Linked DNA regions of Homo sapiens: region 2 is linked to region 1. A link is a contact called in ENCODE Hi-C or POLR2A ChIA-PET data. All regions are on one chromosome and are shown on one strand. Each heading gives the region's core, a stretch centred on a gene start or an enhancer-like site at or near the end of the contact. The rest is flanking DNA. Distances are from core to core; before and after follow the strand shown.

Region 1 (4,814 bases), core at 1,667-4,166:
ATCACTATTTTGTATATAAGTCCATACTCTCTTACTTATTAACTGAAATCTCCAAATTTCCAAGAACTGAAAAGACTTTTTTTGTAATTAATTTATGGGAAATGTAACCTGCTGCAAAGCTATTTACAATCTTCATTTGTTCCACTAATTGCAAATATTAACATACTTTGCTGCTAAAATGTTAATGTATTTGATTACACAGTACAACTCCAAACCTCAATGGGGGTTTTCTCACATTATCTTTCTACAATCTAAGAAAACTGTCCCAAGAAGTTTTAGATGTGGGACAGTGAACCTACATTTGTATGTGCAAAGTTAAATCTCAGTATGTGAATATACCATAAAATCCAGTGGCTTTCTCACACAGTGAGATTACAAGTGATTTTTTCCTTCTTCTTTTGCTTTTCTATGTTATCTGAATTTTTACAATGAACATATTTATCTTTATATTTATAAAATGTTTTTCTATTTGAGAAAAAGAAAAAAGGATCTAGTATTTATAGAAACAAGCTTCTTAATTTCAAGTGTACAGCTATGTTCACATACCAGAGGTGTTTCATAATTCATGGGCAAGTTATTTTTCTGCTGCATAAGCTTTCCAATCACTTTCTTGATTTGTGACCAAGTTTTTCATAGAGTTGTGCATTTCATTATCCCAAGACTGCAGTGGTAATTAAGATGCCTTCCCTGGCTCCTAACAAAGATATCGCCATGGGAAATGGTCAGAAAATGGACAAACACCCAGCACTGCCAGATGCATCACTACATGCACCAACCCAGAACAGCAGGAAAGGAGGCAAAGAAAGGGAAATAAGGAAAGAAAGAAAGAATATATGAGCTTTCCTATAGAAACTCTGCCTTGACTGCACATTAAAGAACTAAATAATTTTGTTAAGTATCTTGCCTCTCCAATGAGACTGCAAGTCCCCATAAGCAAAGTACATGTCTTACACTTCCTCTGGCTCGAAGAGAAATGAAAAATACTTGGTGGCATTTTAAAAATTATTTAAGTCGATGTGAAGTGTGTGGATTAACAAAAAACATAAAGAACAAGTAAAAGGAGTGTACAGTCAAGAAGGAGAAATCAAATAGGTGGTATCAGAGTTAAAAGTTTAAAAGATCCATAATAATAGTGGTATCATGTAATCGGCTCTCTGATTAAATACTGACTCATTCATTCCATAGTATTTACTGAGCCTAACTGTGGGTCAGGCCCTTTGCTAGGTCCTGGGGACACGGCAGTAACTTTAGCTGGCTGAAGTGGTGGAAAGACAGCTGGAGTGGCCACAGGTAACTGCATTTACTCTTTTGCACAAGAAAATTAAATACATGTGTCCTAGGTGCCAAAGGTGTTTATGGAGTCAAGTATACGAGCTGCCTTTAGGGAATTAAGCCTAATTCTGGGTTGGGCTTAATCCAGCCCCATAAACTTAAAAATTGAGTTATTTGGGGCAGGTATTTTAAACATTTTTCATCTGTAGAATTAGAACACTACTACTTACCTCACATTTTGGAGCATATTAAATGAAAAAGGCCCAGAAGTGGTTGGCTAAAGTTATTTCTCTCCCTTTTTCTTCTGTCCCTTTGCCTCTTTCGTTATTCGACTATCTGCCTCCTTCCTTACCTTACAAACACCCTGCAGTCAAGGGAAAAAAGTTAAGACTCCTTTATCTCAGCAGTGACAGAAATCCATGAACCCCTTCAGAAGGGCCCCCACTTTCATTGACATTCTGATGCCTTAAATCCTACCAGAGGCCAGCCACTGCTCCCAAGAAACCACTGTTGCACCGGATCATGGAACCCAAGTCTCATTCTTGGATCATAGCCTCTTGTATGTCTTTAAACAATAAGCAATTTCTTCTCAAATACTGTGCACTTTCCCCAAACAGATATACATTTCTCCTGACCTAGCACTTTCTGGGAAGAATTCAACAACCATTTAGTAGACACTGACTATGTTGATGTTATTGTCCCAAAAGTTTTGCATCTATATATTGTCATTAATGCTCACACTAACCATACAAAGTGAATACTATTATCTCCTCACATTTCCGACAAGGCATAGCATGGAGAGTTTAAATAATTTGCTGAATGTCTCATGGCCAAAATCCTATTGAAGTATTTTCTGGGATCTTCTCTCCAAAAGGTAGCCTACTGGTGATTTCATATTGCCTCTGGTGGCAGAGAGTCAGTTACTTCCAAGAGGCCTTTACTTTGGGCTGCTTCAGCATCAGCTTGTGAGGAAAGCAGAATCTCAGGCCCACCCTGGATCTACTGAAATACAAATATGCATTTTAATGAGAGCCTCACATGATTTGTATACATATTCAAGTTCGAGAAGCAATACTCTAGAACACAAAATCAATGTTCTCAACCTCACATTCAGTTAGGAAGACCCAAAGCTGTCATCACTGGAATATGTGGCACTTCTGTGCATATGAGAATAATGTACCCACCTCTCCACTTTCTGTTTATAGAGTCTGGCAAAAAGAGAGTGCTGTAGAGAGAAAAAGGCACCCCTTCCTCTGGGCCACCATTCTCCTCCATGGCTGGCAAAAACTGCACAACACTGATACACGCCACCCACAAAGCATATGGTATTGATTATTTTATGCCAAGGATCAAGGTCAACTGAAAGGTGAATCTAAAAGTATTTTAATCCCCAACTTTAGTGAGGTACTTTGACTGCAGTGTTCCATTAATACAATCAAACAGCTACATGATCTCATCCTGTTGCCATCCACCAGCTGCCCAGTAGATAGTAAAATGGCTAGAAGACGGTCAAGAGAAGAAAGACTAGGCTAGTGCCTTAGAGAATGCACACACAATCACCTAATTAACTGAACTCTTACCACAGAAGCACTGTTTTTAAGGACGTTTCACCACCTCACAGGGAGGCCAATATCGACAACACTCAGTACAGTCTTCTTTTTAGTTCAAAACCGTTATACTTTTTACCACAAAGGAAGTGTGCACATTGACAGAAGCAGATAACCTACCAGCCAATCCAATACTACTGCTCATCTCAGCGGGGATATCACATTTCTTGATATATGCCAGTCCTTTCAGTTACATTTCAGTTTTAACAAATAACACAAGATAGTAAAAAAAAAAAAAACAACAACTGCATATGCATCTTACAAAGTGGTAGCAACAACTTAAAGGTATCTTCTTAACAAATTCACTTTAAGAAACATAAAATCAGGAAAATAAAGGTGGTAAAAGTATACATTTATACGGGAAAAGCCAAAATGAGTAACTGCAGCTATTAATGAAGAGCTTATTTTTTTCTCTCCTGAAAGGAAAAGTATCATAATATAACATGAAATGACACAAAAAGTCATTTTTTAAAGTGCATTTCTTGCTGATATTCATGTTTGGATATACATGCTTGTACTAATGAAAATCATGAGTAGGTTAACAACATACTATTTAAAAACATAATTGCATAGCAGGTGTAAGTAATTTAGGGCAAAACAATATAATAAAGAATAAGACTACAATTCCTGAGAAGCAACAAGTTTTTAGGTTTTGATACATGCTATTAAAATGAAGGAAACTATTGCTTTGCTAAATATTAAGTAAGCACTACCCTGATTTTCTACAATAGCAAAAACTAAGTGCATCACTGAGATGACTTCTCCAGTGGCGTAAAAATGAGAAGGAAATGCCCCAGCATTTCTCATATCCTCCCTCGACCTCCATTCAGGCATTCACTTTCCTTGGCTCCAACAAATATATTCTGCCTAACTGAAAATAGATGCATTGTTTTAAAATTAACAAGGGAAAACAATACATTACTTGGTTTAAAAGAACAAGGAAAGTATTCATCTGATGCTTTGCCAGGAGTTAACCAAGAACAGCCAAATGACCAGCTTCACAACTTCCTACTAAAATGCGTTAAACTATGCCACATGTGTTTTATATGGTGGCTGTCAATTCCTGGTCATTCTGCGCAGGTTTGTCTAAGCAGCTGAGAGCAGTTTAGAGACAGGCTGCTAAAGCAGAGTTCGCTCATGTGTTTGGACCAATCAGTAATGTTCCTTAGAGTGCTATTTTTTTTTTTTAATCAGCCATATCAGTTTCTGTTGACTACAACATAGGAGATACTTAGCAAACATTTGTTGAATGACTAAAGAACATCATCTCCATTTAACAATGGACAACACTTTCAACTTTTCCAGACTATGTAATTCTCAAAACACATTGTGAACTAGGCATTAGAATCACCACTATTTTAGAAATAAGAAAACTGGAATTCAGAGACATTAATTTGCTTAACACCACACAACAGTTTTGTCGTAGAGTATGTTTCAAACCAAGTTGTGTATGACTCCAGTAGTTGTGTTCTTGTGTGTATACCACACAGTACACAAAACCCATCACGGTCAACAAGTGTTCACTCGTTAATTCATTCAACAGAGTAGAACCATATGTCAAATACTGAACTAGGTTTAAGTAATTAAGGCCCAATCTCTGCCCTCAAGTGTTAATTTTCTTCCTTTCATCCAATTTTAAACGATTTGGATTAGCTAAAGATGAACTGAGCTGTGGCTGTGGAAGCTGTGCATGAGCTGAAGACAAGCTGAGCTAGGTTACTTTGAGATGAGATGAAAAACAATGCAGATAGGCCACCAAGCATAAGCTGGGGGAACATTATGCAAAGACAGTCACTGCATGTGTACAATTTAGAGATAATGCTGGACGTCCATCAGTTTTATTCCCACATACATATACAATGTAGTGTCCAAAGGTCATTGCTGGCATACATGAGTGTGTGTATACGTGTGTATGTGGATACATGTTTACAGTTG
Region 2 (4,814 bases), core at 978-3,477, 62 kb before region 1:
TTGTCAGAAAATCTAAAATGGTATTACATTTCTCTCTCCACTGGTAATGTTTATTGTTTGTTTCTTACAATGAGCCACTGGCAAGTGTCAGAAGCAATTGTTGAACCTAAGTTGGAGCTGGAACTTCCTTTTTTAAACAAAACTCTTGGTGGTGAATTGCTTCAGTGTATTATTTCATTATACACTTGAGATGGAATAATGCAAATTCCTTACAATCTATCTGGCATCAAGAAAAAATGTAGGTTACATTGGTAAATATCTGCAGAACACATGAGAAAATCTAACCAGTTCCTTTGTGGATATTATTTTAAAAGTAATTTCTTCTGAGCAGGGTTATATTCTCATATGAACCCCCAAAGTTACTTTAAAGAACACAATTCCATAAGCACATAAAGAACACAATTCCAAGTTCACTATAAGGCTTGTATCTATCCTTCCTCAGCATCTCACAACCATCTCTTTATAATCAGAAAGACGACCACCTCATCCAGAAACACTGAAAGCAGCAAAGACACTTACTGTAAAACTTTACACAGTATAAACAATCTGCAACAGATGGAAAGTGACTGACATGGGCAATCATCACTCGGCTTGAAGAAAGGGTGGTATCTTGGAGGGTCTAGCATAGGGACCCTGAGGGCAGAAAGGCCAAGACTAGTATAGATAAGAGGGTCCTAAAAAAATGTCACCGTCAACTAAAGAAAGAGTTGTTGCTTAAAGTGGGAGTCATGTCACAGCAGATCAAAGAGAAATGTGACCAAGTGAAACTAGAGAGAGTCAGAGGTAGGCCAGGAGGCGATGCTCTAGCTGAGCACTGCATTCATGTGTATTATCCTTGAGGAAACGAGGCACACTTGTGCTCAAAGACCTGAAGATGGTCACAAACCAGCCGTCTGTGGGCAAAACACAGTTCACAAACGTGCTGTTTGGCCACGGTCTGTTGATTTGCGTAATATAATTTAAAAAACATTGAAATAGCTTCCAACATTAAAAATGAGGAAATTTCCCTTAAAAATCCTGATTTCTGCCTTCTCTTGAAAAATCAGGAGATGTGTGGCAAGTCAGGGCCCTCAATTCCACAAGGTAACAGCTGGCTGCAGCCAAGCTGTGGCTGCCCCTTGGGAGGGGCAAGCGCTTTCCGCCTGCTTCAATGCCATCAATTCCTCACCCTGCCTGCTCCATTCACCTGCACACTTGCAGGGATTTGAGTTATTGTTGCCCAGCTAGAAAAACAAGCTGGTTAGGAGAGGCTGATTATGATAGGAAAAAAGAATGAAGGGGGTGGTCCTTATGGGTGTGCAATGGGTCCAAAGAAACGTGGGCAATCCTGGTAGGCCAAGAAGACCTCTTCAAAAGAACAACACAGAGAAGGAACCAGTTAGATGGGTAAGGTAGGTCGGGAAGGGGCCAGGGAGATGGCCGAACTGTTTATCATCTTATTTTCTCCTTTATGTGAGGAGAAAATGCAGCAGAGAGTGAAGCACGTCCCTTTTAACCTAAATATAGTGAACAAGGCTCTCTCCTTGGTTAATCCTCCCTCAGAGAACAGTATCCTTAGAGTCTAATATAAATAACATTTTTGTAATGTTTTAGAGTTAGCAAAGCACTTCTACATATATTTTCTTTCATTTAACCCTCAACTACAATTCTATGAGCCAGACAAGACAAATATGATTATCTCACATTACAGATGAGGAAGCTGAGGCTCACGAACTTCACTGGGAGGGAACTCAGACAGGACTAGACTTTTGCCCCTGGGACCCAAGAACTCGCCACCCCTCAGTAATGACCTACCCTGTCCTGAAAGGAACACTGGAATACTTCGAACTTCCTGAACTGTGGTCGCTGAGATAGCATCAATGCCAGATTAGTGATTTAGAAGGTGTTTGCCTTACTAGGATAATCTTTCCCTGAGCAAATCCATCTAAAAAAACTCCGACAGCCAGAAGTTTGCTCAGCCTTGCAAGGCAGTGGTCTATTATGTCTAGAAACATCTCTCGCTCAGCCTTGCAAGGCAGTGGTCAGTTATGTCAAGAAACACATCCCTTATTTGTTCACGAAAGTCCTGCAAATATTTTGGCAAATAAATTCAGAAAGCCGGAAACGCTAATTATTAGGCAGAGACAAACCCACAGTAATAACATAAACAACAAAGTGCCTTTTCAGCACTGCTATTCAGTGTGCCTTCCTGTTGCCAGTGCCACGAAAAACACGATGGGAATGGCCTGGAGGAGATGGAAGAGGAAATGACTCCTTTAAAGACCACGTCCTGTGGGCAGAGTGCTGCCTTACAATTTGCTACAGCAGATATCAAAAAGGAAGGGTGGGTAGTATAATTTACAGGGAGAGAAAAGTGGTTAAAAAAATAGAGCTCCTTAAGAATACTGTTAAGGTGGGGCACATACAATTAGTTTTTTAATAGATGAACTTTATTTTTTACCTTGGGAATGAAAAGTGGGGAGGTAAAATAAGGATTTGGTCAACTGGCTACAAATATCTATGAACTAGTCCACTGTCAAGGCAAACGTCTATGCAGGGCCTCCCTATGTGGTTGTGCATTTTGGGCCTTGTGCAAAGGGACATGTGGTGGAGATCAACCTGGGGCCTGGAACCAGTCAGCATTCTGCTCACCAAGCTGTGTGCCTTGGTTAGTCACTAAGAAGCACCTTTGTGTAATCTGCCTGCCCATGGGGCCTAGAGATGCCTTTTCCATTTGCACAAAGGCACTCTATGGTAGCAGCAGACCTGCACTTAAGTATCTGTCCATTTCAGTTTCTCTCCCTTCAAGGCAATGTCATTTTAGATGTTAGGTGATGTAGTCGTGTTGGATGCTCTGGATTTCAGCCAGCTAGGTAGGACCTCAGACAAATCACATAAGTGGTTTTCTGCTTCACTGTCTCTATCACGATCAATGAGAACAGTCCCACCTACCCCTGTCTCCTTGGGGCCACTGTGAAGCCACTGCCAAGAGTCTAAAAATCACAGTTCTTTCTCTGATGTGTCCAGTAACATCTTCTACAGAGCTTTCACATCTATTAACACCAAATTCTTCCCCCTCAGTAAAGTTGAAAGTAAAGAACAAAGATTTTAAGTTCAGTGACAAGCTAAGTGACAAAGGGGACTCATAAGCCCACTTGAATAGGGCAATTTCCACTTCACAAGCAAAGCACATACTTTCACATGTCGGAATTCAAACCACTCTCACAGATCTTCAAGCTATTTCACTAGAGTCTTAGGGTGCAACTCTCTTAACAAGCAACCCCATTGCTGGCATCTCTGAGGCAGCAATTCAAACCCCAAATTGGCCTGTTTTCCCTGACAGACTGCTGGGATACAGATTCCTGGCCAACAGCAGAAAAGCTGGCAGCTCACTGCCTCTTCCAGAGTTGGCTTGGCCAGGGCAATGCCAGAACAATTGGTCTCATTGCCTTCTGAGATGACAATTAATTAGTGTGGTGGGAATAAGGAGTGGTCTATCCAGGGAGCTGAGCCTTTGCCCTTCTGAGGGCTGTGGTATTGGCCTCTCATCAGAGCCAACGTCCGCATCATAAGTCTCACTGTGCATGGCTTCTGGCTTCCCTAAGGCAGTCTGGAGGGAGACAGGGATGGAAGACCTTCCAAGAAGTTCTTTGTTGGGGAAAAAGGAAAAGGAAAGAACACAAGCAACACTAAAAATACAATTCAGAATCAGAGATAAATACCCGACAGCAAAATGCAATACTAAGTTAGAGAAGACACCGTTCTAGACATAATAAAGGAAAAAAGGACAAATGTTTCATTGAGAAGTGTCTCAGAGTGTAGCAAGAAGAAAAATGTGTGGTGACAGAAATCTAGCCCCACTGAGGAAAATTCGAGCTCAGTGACAACATCCTCAGCATGCTTTATTAGGCACTAGCACCAAGTGCATTGCTCAACATGCTGTGAATGAGAACACATGAGTCACAGGACAGCACCCCCTGCTCCAGCCGACAGCAAAGGACGTCGATTATTTAACCGTGGAAGAGGATAACTGATGACTCCCAAAGGTTTTCCAGAAAGCAACATAACATCTCACTGCAGGGATGGGGGAATTAAAACATGACTCTCAAGCATCCTAAAACTATCTAAAAAATAGAAATAATAAGAGTTTTTTTTTATTTTACCAGAGATTTTATAGACCTGATAGTGCACTACTTCTCAGCCACAGACAATATCGAGACAAAGCCTTGATACTGGAGTGGGGTCAGGAGTTCAATGTGGAGCCATGTGGGGTCTACAACTAGAATGATGATTTAAACCTGACCCCATGGGTACCTTACCGGCCAGTGCTTTCTGAATCCTCTCCCAGCTAAACTGAAGGAAAATGGTCATCTGGTCATCCGTACTGGCTTTTCAACCTGCTTCCTACCCTGCTTCCCCCATCCTGTTGTAATCTGTTTTCCACCTCCACCACAGTTCCACAAAGCAAGAGCTGGCAGGAGATGATCGAATCCAAGGGGCCCCTTTCAGCTCTTCTCTTACTTGCCTTCTCTGATGCCCAGGCTGGAGAGCAGTGGCACAATCATGGCTCACTGCAACCTCAACCTCCTAGGCTCAAGCGATCCTCTCACCTCAGCCTCCTGAGTGGCTGGGGACTACAGGTGCGCCACCATGCCTGGCTAATTTTTAAATTTTCTGTAGAGATGGAGTCTCATCATGTTGCCCAGGTTGGTCTCAAACTCCTGGCCTCCCAAAGTGCTGGGATTACAGGCATGAGTCACCTTGCCCAGCCCTTGACAGTATTTGATAATGCTGTACTGACCACTCTGTCTAAAACTACGTTCTTCTGTGATTTT

What was found. A loop is a pair of places that touch in the nucleus more often than their neighbours do. ChIA-PET counts read pairs that join two places held with the same protein, here RNA polymerase II (POLR2A). Pooled maps may share reads with other maps.
Region 2: a loop to region 1 is called in a map of endothelial cell of umbilical vein, with 2.8 times the contacts of the local background. The contact joins two enhancer-like sites. A Hi-C loop is called at or near these places in 9 of 168 maps with a recorded cell type or tissue (CD4-positive, alpha-beta memory T cell, Caco-2, astrocyte of the cerebellum and 6 more) and 7 of 50 pooled maps. POLR2A ChIA-PET finds 5 or more read pairs at or near these places in 6 of 52 experiments (K562, PC-3, PC-9 and 3 more).

Annotation. Positions count from the first base shown.
Region 1 is chr9:77,906,580-77,911,393 of GRCh38, forward strand. All of the region lies in intron 2 of GNAQ (G protein subunit alpha q), which reads right to left. It overlaps LOC107987081 (a long non-coding RNA gene), which reads right to left. Exons shown (of 2, transcript XR_001746758.3): 2 at 1-4,814. Among named protein-coding and RNA genes, the nearest start is that of GNAQ, 120 kb to the right of the region's middle. Within about 2 kb of position 2,917, at least 3 of the 41 ENCODE cell types and tissues checked have a DNase peak (open chromatin) inside an H3K27ac peak, as active enhancers do; they include endothelial cell of umbilical vein, where a contact is called at or near this core.
Region 2 is chr9:77,845,192-77,850,005 of GRCh38, forward strand. All of the region lies in intron 2 of GNAQ (G protein subunit alpha q), which reads right to left. Among named protein-coding and RNA genes, the nearest start is that of GNAQ, 180 kb to the right of the region's middle. Within about 2 kb of position 2,228, at least 6 of the 41 ENCODE cell types and tissues checked have a DNase peak (open chromatin) inside an H3K27ac peak, as active enhancers do; they include endothelial cell of umbilical vein, where a contact is called at or near this core.